Regions from separate parts of the Homo sapiens genome. Here region 1 is linked to region 2. The links are chromatin contacts, found by Hi-C or POLR2A ChIA-PET in ENCODE. All regions are on one chromosome and are shown on one strand. Each heading gives the region's core, a stretch centred on a gene start or an enhancer-like site at or near the end of the contact. The rest is flanking DNA. Distances are from core to core; before and after follow the strand shown. Region 1 has its middle 200 kb from the start of SYNDIG1. Region 2 overlaps SYNDIG1 (synapse differentiation inducing 1).

Region 1 (5,480 bases), core at 37-2,536, 39 kb before region 2:
TCCCTTTCTGGGACCAATCACCTTCCCCTCCAGAGAGAAGACCTGAGTTTCATCTTCCCAAGCTCAAAATATAATCTGATTGATTCTACCCAGCTGAGTGGTGGGGACCAAGAATCCCAATCAAGGGCAGTGGAGAGGGCGGGCAAGGCCTTCTCAGTCCCAGAACCTCACACCTGGAAAACTGGGAAGGCCACACCTCCATTTCCTTTGCAAACTAGCGGCCAGCAAAGCTAACTATGCCAGAAGGTGCGTGTGTGGAGTGGAGTGTGTAGCAGTTGAGACCACCAATCTGGGATTCGGGCGGAGCTGGAGCAAAGCTGAGATTTGTACCAGCTGTGTGACCTGGGACAATTTATTTCCTAACCTCTTTGAGCCTTGGCCTTCCATCTGGGACATGGGGATCACGAGGATACAGACCCCTGAGACCACCGTACAGATGAAGATGACATCATAGAATGCTCCATGATTGGCAGAACCCTCCCTCCGCACCATGCCCCTCTATCAGTGCCCCTCATCCTCAATGTGAGAATGGGCATGATGGGTCTGAAAAGGGAGAACCCCAGGCTGATTCTTCCTCTGCCAGCGCCCTACTGTCAAGATGATCTTCTCGGCCCATTAGAAACAAGGCCCTGCCTTACGTACCCTGCCATAGGCAATGCTCAACAGTGGCCATCTGAGTGACTGAAGGAGAGCGCTGTGGCCGCTCACTGATCCCCTTTAGGAAGGGAGACCATCGCCCAGGTGTGGGGGTCCTGGGGAGCACCTCCATCTCTCCCAAAGCTGACAGAGCTGCGTAGGCAGGAACCCGCCCCCACACAAGCACCACAGATATGTGCACATGGGGCCAGATGCAGCATTTGCAAAGTGTTGATGGAAGCCTGAGAACTGGAAGAGTGTCCCAGGAAGCTGGAAGAATGAATGAGTCTCCCTCAAGGTTGCTACTCTGGCCTGAGCAGCACCTCCCACCACAAACACATGCTCTTGGACTTGGGTGGTCTACGGCCTTGACCCCTTCCCTAGGCCCCTGCCCCTGCATTGAGGGCGCGGTGCCCATGGCCTTGGTTCTGCCCCTGCACTGTCTCCAGTGAGGTTGTGCACTTCTCCAGCTCTGCCCCCTTCCTCATCTTTGTTTCCCAAGGGCCCACTGTAGCCCTTGTACACAATAGGTGCTCAGCAATGCTTGTGAAACTGTCCTGGCATTCACAAGGGGGCATGGAATGCCTGCCCCGTGCATTGCACCTCTGGCTTTATTCCACAGTGATGCTGAGTGACTCAGAATGAACAAACCTGCAGATAACTAAATGAAAGCCCAAACCTCCCCTACAGCCTCTGATAGGCCTTGTCCAACCTCTTTTCAAATGCAGTCCTCTCCTAATTCATGTAGAAGGAGCAGAAGGAACCATACTTTTTCTGTGAGCAGTCGTGCTCTGTGGGTCTGATTTCTTGCCCACAGCTTGCACAATGCAGAGCACATGGTTCCCAGCCTCATCTAGACCACCATCCCGGAAAGGATGGCAAGGCTGCTGGTGATGCCTGTGCCCCACCCGGTTAGACCCTGGTCCTCGCCCACAGCGGAGTAGCTGGGAAGGAGGCTCACCCACCACCCAGGAGACTTGAGTCCCCACCTACCATGACCTGGCTGACTTGGGCTCATTCCTCTCCTGTGGGGCCTGTCTCTGTCCTCTGTGGATAAGACCCACAGCCCTTTCTGGATCAGAGGATTTCTGGGACTCAGTGACTGAGCGGCCCTGAAAGCTTTCTCTACAAAGCCCCAGGCCACCTCCAGTGGGAGGCAGTGGCCATTTCACTGCTCCTGTTTGATGGGAATCAGCACACTGCTGGTGAAGGCAGGTGGAAGTGTGCACCAGGCAGCTGAAGTGATGTTCGACTCCACAGGCTTCTTGCAGGGCTCAGAGGAGGGGGTGGCTCCCTTGTTCCCTTTCTCCACTTTCCCTTCCTCTCTTCAGCTAAACTATGATAGGGGTGTTCAGGGAAGTCCTTTCATAGGTCTGTGAGTGGATTCCAAGCTTACTTGGCAGGTTCCATCTGGATGGTGACTAATTCAGAGCCACTTTTCAAAATGTGAATGTTTGTGTTGTGAGTAACCAACCCGGGTGGAATAGTGCAGGGATTCTCAGCATTGCTGAGGTTTGGGGTCAGCTAGCTCTCTTTGTGGGGGTTGTCCTGGGCATTGTAGGATGTTGAGCAGCATCCCTGACTCTATCCATAAGAGGGGTAGTTGTGATAACCAAAAATGTCTCCCCAAACATTCACAAGTATCTCCCAGGAGTGGGTACAAAGCTGACACCGGTTGCTGATTCTATTTGCTGTCAGACCTCTGTTATCCCCGAGCATGGATGGCTCACCCAGGCCCCCGGCTGCATATTCTCCAGGCCTTTGCCTTCCACGTCAACCACTGCAGTCACCACTTTCTTGTGAACTGGACTCAGATGAAGCCTTGGGGTGGGGGTTGTGGGGAGGTCCCTTTCATGCCTGAAAGGCTGCACCTGCTCCGGGGGAAGCCACACATCAGGGCAGGGCATTTGGAAGAAGCCTGACATCCCCAGCTTCTCTCCTGGTGCAAATCATCCTGGTACCACATACTCCCCAAAGGGGATGCTCAGTGCAGGGGTGAACACAGCCTGCACTGAGACCCTCTTTGCTGGGGTCTCAGCGGGACGAGACTCAGGGAGTGCTGTGGCCATCTTGCAACCGTGATTATGGGGCACTGGCCTCACTGCTCCTTGGCTGAGCCCAAATCCGGGTTTGTCACCCGGGGGTGTTGAGGGAAACAGCCTTTTGAGTTCCATTTCAGATGTGGCACAGGACTGCTGAGAATATGAAACAGACCAGTTTGCAATGCACTCTTCAAATTTAAGATATGTATTATTTTTAAAGCACCTATTGTTTGAGAATCTACAAACGCCAGATGGAGAGTTGGTTTAGAATACCTGAAGAGCTGGATTCTTCTCTGGGAGTAATAACAAAGCTTTACATTTAATTCCTTCCCATTATTCCATTATGGACTAAAAAGAAGGGCAAGTGAGCCTCATCTCTTTTCTACGTTAAAGACTGTGGTGGGATAGTGACCATCCCTTGTCGCTAATGACAGAAGGACATCTTGAGAGAATAATGGAAGAGTCGCTCGCTGTGCTAAGCAGGAGAGGTCTCCCAGCTCCTCAGCAGCCCTTCCGCCAATTCAGCCCTCAGCAAGTCGGGGCCCACCTTAGCAGATTCTTCCTACTTAGCAGGAACACTTCATCAGCCAGTTCAGTAGAAAAATAGATGATGCTTAAAATGTGCCAACTCTATCCAGGGAATGAAGACATTAGCTCAGGTGACTTAGGGGAACTGGGACCATCTTGTTCCACCTGCAAATCTTGAATGGTTTAATAAAATAATTGGAACCCAAATATGGATGCTCTGGCATATATAGACAACAGATTCAAATCATTGTCCATTTTTTGGCTGTGTCATAAGTTGGACTCTGGTGTCCTGAGGTGTCATAAGCAAAGGCTGATCAGAATGGAGAGCGCTGGCTTGGAGCTGGGGGAAGTGGTGCAGATACCGTGATTTTGTGTCACCTCTCTCTTTCTTAAATATCTTATTTCTATCTCTGTCTATGTATATTCAAATTTGCCCCCAGTGACCTGGTTTCAGTAAAAAGCAAAGTGCAATCCCCTAGACACAGTAGGAGGTGCAGGGGATAAGCCCTCCAGGACCTATCTGGCACCTCCCAGAGCACCTCATTTTCACTCAGCCTTTACTGACTGAGTGTAGGCCCAGTTGTTGAATTCTCTCTGTCCTGGGCAAGCGCAGCCCTGGGCTCATTCTGTGCTGGAGCAAAGGGCATGCGGGTGACGGAGGAGATTGACGACATGCTCAGCTAAGGGGACACTTGTCTCGTAGTCTGCAGCCCAGATCCACCATGTTTGCCCCTGCATTGCTGGGGCAGGGGCAGTGGCACTGAGAAGCCAGGCCTGATGCCAGGGCAGCCACAGCACTTGTCCTGGATTGGAGCAGAGGCAGAAATCTCAAGAACAGGTCAAGGCAACTATTCAGATCTAATGTGGGAACTGTGTGCCTGTGGCTCCTTGTTGTGATATTTGAACACAACATGGTGACTGTAGACACACATTAGGCAATTGAGTTGCCTGCAATGAAAGTCAGAAAGGACCTTGGTCAGAATCAGGACAAAGACATTGTCCTTGTCGCTCCTAACTAATGGCTTTAGGGCCGTGATGGGAAGGCCCGGCAGTGGATGCTCCAGCTGTGCTGGAGTGTGTGAGCGAGCAAGCAAGCCTGCCCTGAGAGCCCTGGGAAAGAGCCTGCCTTGGGAGCCCTGCACACCAGCCCACCCTGGGACCCCACCCTGGGAGCTCTGTGCACTAGCCCACCCTGGGAGCCCTGTACAAGAGCCTACCCTGGGACCCCACCCTGGGAGCCCTGGGCACGGGTCCTCCCTGGGACCACCCCCCCTCCCGGGAGCCCTGGGCATGAGCCCACCCTGGGAGCCCTGGGTACGAGCCTGCTCTGGGAGCTGAGCACAGGTCTCGTGGATTCAGCTCTTCACATTCCTCATTCTCTCCTGTGGAGCTGCCAGCATGTGCAGCCATAGGCACTGTGGTGGGTCTGTGGCCTCTGCTGGACAGAAGTGACCAGAGACAGCTGTCAACAGTGCCTAGAGGCCCTTCAGGCTACCCTCAGACCAACGTGAGAGGCTCACGGTGGGCATCCTGGAGCGGGTGTGGGTCTGTGTCCCCAGTGTGAAGGCCAGGACTCAACCTTTCCTGCACGCTGCTGTCCTTGGGCCTTTAAAGGTTTCCTGAAAAAAGCTGTCCTACCCCATGGGCCTTCAAAACCAAATCAAACCACACCAAAACGAAACAAAACAAACAAAACACACCAAACACCATCAGCAGGAGCAGCAACAAAACCCAAAGGATTGAGCCCTTGGCCTTTCTCCTGGAGTAGAGGCTGGTTTCCCACTTTTCAGCTCAAGAAAATACAGGTTTCCCCACAGCATGAATCGCCCCTCTCCTGTTGTTTGGGTTTGGAAAGCCAAGCCCGGCCCCACCCACTGGGAATGTCTCTAGTCTGGTGCTTCTGCGTGGAGTCATCCACATTCACACCCGTCTGCTTCTTTTCCACCAGGTAGGTTTGGGCAAATCCTTAGAGCCCTCAGGGTCTTCCCCCGCCCAGGGGGGTCATCCCATTATGCATACCTGCCTGGAGCTCCATCCCAGCCACCCCCATCCCCTTGTGCATGGGGCAGCTGTACTCAACCTTCTCATTTCCCACCCTGTTCTGATGCCCCATGCCATGCCCGTCCCTCACTCCTGTGGGAAAGTGAAGCCACCCCTGTGGTCCTGAGTCCCGCTGCACCTTAAATGCAGGGTCAGCAGCTCCTGCCCCTTCTTCCTCTCCCCACAGGGAGCTTTGACTCTTTCCTGTGAGGCTCAGGCAGTTGACAAATTCAT
Region 2 (5,274 bases), core at 1,750-4,249:
TAAGATGCTTCTAGGATAGCCCTGGATTTCTGCCAAGAAGTCTTGACTACACAGAGGAGTCTACAGATAGTTGAGGGGTGTTCTGGGGCTGGGGAGACTCGAAGGGAGCCAGGGTGGTCTACACCAGCCAACTAGGTGGGTGCAGCCCACTGCCTCTGCCCTGCTGTGGTGACTGAGGCTCTTGGTGACACCTGTACACCTTTTACTGCTGGACCTTTGACTGGTGCCTGCTGGCAGAGCACCTGCTCTGCTCTTTGCCTGTTCTGTTTCTGGCATCACCTTCCCCCTTCCTTCCTTGATTTGAAATTTAGGACTTTAGTGACTTGATCTGTATCACATCTAGGAATATCAGCATTTTAGAAGGGTCTTCTCTGTGGCAGAAGTCTGGAGAGCCCACATTTTGCTGGGGTTTTCTAGGTGAGCAAGAGGCTTCATGAAGAAGATCCAGTGGCTAGGTGGGACCTCTGAGGGCTGATGTCTCTGAATGAGAGGGTTGTCTTTATGGGCCTATTCTTTCTGTCTCTCCAATGCCACTGCTTTTCACAGGGAAGAGGCTGTTAGAGTGGAGGGAGGGGACGTGGAAGGGACTTGAAGAAAATGTAGCTCTGAAGGGAAGGAATCGTAAATTACCATGTGGCTTGTAATTACCATATGAGACACACCACAGAGTGCTGGGTTTCTTGCTCGCTGTTCACTCCTCTGTTCACTATGTATTTGGCATCTATGCTGCATGTAGTTCCATGTGGGATTCTGTAGGAGCTGTACCAAGACCCCTCTTCCCAGCCAATGTACCCTCCTCAGCTGCTGGAAGGGTGGGCTGCTGAGGCTGCAGCAGCCTGCCCTCCCCGGGCCCTGCCCGTGGCTGCAGGGAACTGCCTTGCAGGATCCCCCACAGGGAAAAGGTCAAGCAATGACTTCCCATGTGCAGGGGAAAATTCTCAGGAGCCTCTTGGATGGTATGCAAGGCCTCAATTGCAACTTGTGATTTCCTACTGCGCCCCAGGCAGAACCTAGGTCTGTTGACATGATCAATATAGATTTTATCTTATAATAATGATATAGCAGTTAAAAAGAAATTATTTAGGCAGATAGCGAGGGTAAGAGAGTCCTTGGTAAGATTTTCCTTTTAATGAAAAGCAGCCCCCAAATCACTTCTTTTCTAACAAAGAGCAGCCTGTAAAATTGAGCTGCAGACATAGATAAGCTGGAAGCTTGCATGGGTGAATGCCAGCAGCTGTGCCAATAGGAAAAGGCTACATGGTGGCCAGGCAGGTTCAACATGGCACTCCATCATCTCCTTTCCTTGTCAACCACGTGCACAGTAAGGAGCAGACAACATGGCACTGGCCAGGTAGAGACCCCATCTGCATAGTAAAACATTAGGGAGAGGTGGCCAGCTTCTTTGTGTGCTATGTAAATGGCACACCTGGTCCAACCAATCTTTGGGCCCTATGTAAATCAGACACTGCCTCCTCAAGCCAGTCTATAAAACCCCATGTACTTTGCCATGGACTAGAAGACCCACTCAGGTGCCCCTCTCTCTCTGCAGGAGAGAGAGCTGTTCTCTTTTCTCTTTCTTTTGCCTATTAAACCTCCACTCTTAAATACACTTCTTGTATGTCCATTTCCTCTATTCCCTTGGCACGAGACAATGAACCTTGGGTATTTACCCCAAACAATGACGCAGCTTCAATAATAGATGAAAATCACTTCCAACTTATGCATGATGAAAAGAAGTTAAGCTTTCTCATGAAAATTGAAGTACCCTATTTGCAGCCCAGTCTCATATACCGGCAAATATGGATATAAACTTTCACCAAAAACTACATTTGATTGGAACATTGTTCATAGAGCCCCCCCAAAGTCCAGACAACAGTGAACAAGCAGTGTTGGAAAGACAGCTGGGTCAACGACAGTCATTGTTATGCAGGTATTTCATGAATGCTAAAGACAATAACTACAAAATTTCCAGAATATTGGAAAGTATTGTCAGTGAAAACATTGAGATACAGAAAGTGTGTTTACTCTCATGAGAATAAACTGGTGAGAGGGTCCCCACAGTGGTAGATGGCATGGTGACCGGGTGCTAGATGTGTGTGCATATGCAAATGGCTGAGTGTGGAGGAAACTGGAAGGGCAGTCGAGGTGGTTAACATAGGTTAACTGTGTGGCCGTGAGATCCACCCTCAACACAGAAGGGGAGAAAAGGGTGCTCTGAAAAACAAGAGGCATGTGTGAATAACTGCACTGTTACAAAACTACGTGTTTTGTGATGTGAATGTAATTGTAAAAAAAGCTTATAAAAAGGTACTCCTTTAGTCGGCCTCCTCATCAAGAAAAGTCTCCAGTTTAGAAACTTAAGTATTTAATAAGAAAGATGAGAACTGGAGGCAAGACCCAACCAGCACAGAGACCCTTGGTGTCCGCTGGGATAAGGTGCAATGTCCCTGAATCTGCAGTGAGCTTTTATCATAGCAATAGGTTCTCTTCTTTAGAATCACGGGCGGGAAATTATGCAAGATGACCAGGAATGAAGAGCGCGTTCGGAAAGGCAGAAAGTTATAAAATCTGTGAATGATAAGAGGAAGCTGCTTTGGTCAGAGGTTCTGTGAAGCATGAGGAGATAGGTGTAGAAATAAAAAGTTAGCAGTGGATTTTGTGACAGGACGATGGGGCTCTTCACTGCATGGTTTCTCCTCCTCTGCACACCCAATTCTTCGTGTGTTCATGAGTCACCACCGTGAAGCCAGCACCTGGGCCCACGGCCCAGCAGGAGACAAGTGAGGTCTTCACTGCCTTTCCTTCCCAAGTCTTGGAGGCTTCCCGCTGGCAGGGTGAGGAGTGGGCAGAAGCCCGTGCTGTCCCCAGCTGCGCCCCCTCAGAACAGGCAAGGAAAGCTGCTGAGTCACACTGCCAGGCTGCTCCTGGGGCTGCCGTGTGGGAGCTGCAGGATCCGATGATGCCTGGGAGACACTAGTGCAGGCTCTGTCTTCTGCTGAGTCACTGTGAGACACCGCACAACCAATGCTCAGCAGCTGTAAAGAACTGGACTGTAGTGCCCTGGAAGCTTCCCTCCAGCAACCACTGAAGATACTCCAGGACTCCTTTCTACAGCAAGAGGCACCACTGACAGCCAAGTCTGGCAGGAGGACATGTTTGCAGTAAAGCTCATGAACAGCAGACTAAAAACTGTGTCAGAAAAATAAGGTCTACAAATTAATAAAATGTGAACACCCAATACAAAATGGTAAATGTAGAACTAGAAATTTATACGGGAAATAAAAGCAGGAAAAAAAATAACACACATAAAGATGTTCAGCTTTATAGTAACCAATGAAACACAAACTGAAACTGACAATATCTTTTATTTTATCTATCAGATTGTTGAAAATGGAACACTGAGCTCAGGTGGGAAAGACAGGCATTCACATTTTGTTAATAGGAATGAAAACTGGTACGGACTTCTGGAGGAGAAGTTACAGTATGTAGCTAAATTTACATGTGAATAACCTTTGACTTGGTGGAATTTCACTTGTGGATATCCTATATTTGCAAAAGGAGAAGTTGAAAACAATTGATATGTCCATTTTTAGGGAAAACATTACTGTAATGAAATTATTGCAATTCATACATCAAAATGCTACAAAATCATTAAAAATGTCAATGCTGGTGTTTATATGCAGATACCAGAAGTATTTACATTATGTGAAAAAGCAAGCTGCATTGCACTTTGATGGTCTTCTACGTGTAAATCAAAACTGCCCACACACACATTGATAAAGGCACAGAAAGACGGGGTCCCCCTGGAGGAGGGGCTTTGAGAAAGGGGCATGGAGGAGAGGTTCAGTTTTCATGCTTTCTTTCTCCATTCTCTTCCTCCTCCTTCTGTTTTCCAAGTTGAGTACACTATATTTGAAAAGACAATGAATAAACAAATCCAGACATGTGTCTATGTGCTCTGCTGATAACGAAGGGAACCCCAGGCAGAGTTTGGCGGATGCAGGTGACCTGGGAGGGCAGGAGTGAAAAGGTGAGAGCGGCTGGTGCGGGTGTCACGTGCTGTGCCCACACCCCAACAACCCTGAACCACGGCCTCCCCTAGGTGCTGGGGCTCCTAACCAAGAGCCTGGTCCATTAGGACAGGCTGACTTCAGCATGTGTTACCTCAGGAGTCTCCACAGCAACCTCAGAGGGCATTCACACCCAGACTGCCAGCCCCGTCCCCAGAGCTTCCGAGTCAGCAGGTCTTGGGAGCTGACGAGACTTCACGATCCTAAAACGTTCCCAGATGACCCTGATGCTGCTGGTCCAGGGAACCAGCCCTTGCGAACTGGAAAAAAGGATGGAGGAATTGAATGCTGCCATTTCTTCCAGGGTGATCAACTAGAATCAAAAGGGGACCAACTTAGAGGGTTTCAACAAGGTTCTTTGGAACATTCCCCCCCGTGAACGTTACCAGTTAATATTGATCCATGTTTATTTCTGAGCCTCCCCTACACCTGCTCCCGTGCTGGGTGCTGGGACTCTGCCAGGCACGGATAAACCAGGAGGGGCACAGCAGGGGCATCACGCACTCCACTGTGGGCCTTCGGGCTGGGTGGTGTCAGGGAGGAAGGCACGTGCCAGAGAGGTGGGCAGTGGTGGCTCTGCAGCCAGCGAGGGCTCAGATCCTACGTCTGTACTCAGGACAGTAACATGTGCCTGAATGATTGCGGCCAGGACATTCTGGGTCTGGAGGCACTCTGACCAGAGGGACAGTTTCCAGGCATGCTTCCTCACTAAGTGTTTAGCATGGCAGTAAGCTTGCTGCAGCAAGCCACGTCATGTTCAGATTCGACACGGTCTGCCCATCGCCTCTGATTTTCCTCGGGGGAGGAGGTCTAGAACAGAGCACAAAGAACCACTGGAAACTATGGGAAAGGTTATTCTGTGATATGAAAGCCTGTGGTAACTTTATTGACCAAAACGAAAAAAAAAAAAAAACAAACTTCACATAATCTATGGCAGTACCCTCCAGAGCCTTCATAAAATAAGTTCATTTCAAGTTCTGTTTCAGCTTCTCGCGAATTTATTCCAGAAGGGAGGAAAACAGCTTGTCATCCCTGTGTCTGGAAGCCCCGATGGCCTTCCCTTGTTTCCTTGTAAAGCCACAATTATTTACAGGTCTCTTTATCCCTCCAGCTGGCACTAAATACTTGAAGGGAAGCAAGGCTTCCTGCTGTTTCCCCGCTCACGACAGCAGGGCCACGTTATCATCTTGTTACCTGGACTCTT

The links. Hi-C counts contacts between places; a loop is a spot of excess contacts on that map. ChIA-PET counts read pairs that join two places held with the same protein, here RNA polymerase II (POLR2A). Pooled maps may share reads with other maps.
Region 1: a loop to region 2 is called in a pooled map, with 2.6 times the contacts of the local background. The contact joins two enhancer-like sites. A Hi-C loop is called at or near these places in 1 of 168 maps with a recorded cell type or tissue (CD4-positive, alpha-beta T cell), 1 of 37 single-sample maps with no recorded cell type and 3 of 50 pooled maps. POLR2A ChIA-PET finds 5 or more read pairs at or near these places in 1 of 52 experiments (AG04450).

The regions. Positions count from the first base shown.
Region 1 is chr20:24,669,622-24,675,101 of GRCh38, reverse strand. No RefSeq gene overlaps it. Among named protein-coding and RNA genes, the nearest start is that of SYNDIG1, 200 kb to the right of the region's middle. Within about 2 kb of position 1,286, at least 4 of the 41 ENCODE cell types and tissues checked have a DNase peak (open chromatin) inside an H3K27ac peak, as active enhancers do.
Region 2 is chr20:24,632,661-24,637,934 of GRCh38, reverse strand. The region is part of intron 3 of SYNDIG1 (synapse differentiation inducing 1); the gene reads right to left. Among named protein-coding and RNA genes, the nearest start is that of SYNDIG1, 170 kb to the right of the region's middle. RefSeq lists enhancers at 2,563-3,401, 2,283-3,482, 3,566-4,218. Within about 2 kb of position 2,999, at least 5 of the 41 ENCODE cell types and tissues checked have a DNase peak (open chromatin) inside an H3K27ac peak, as active enhancers do.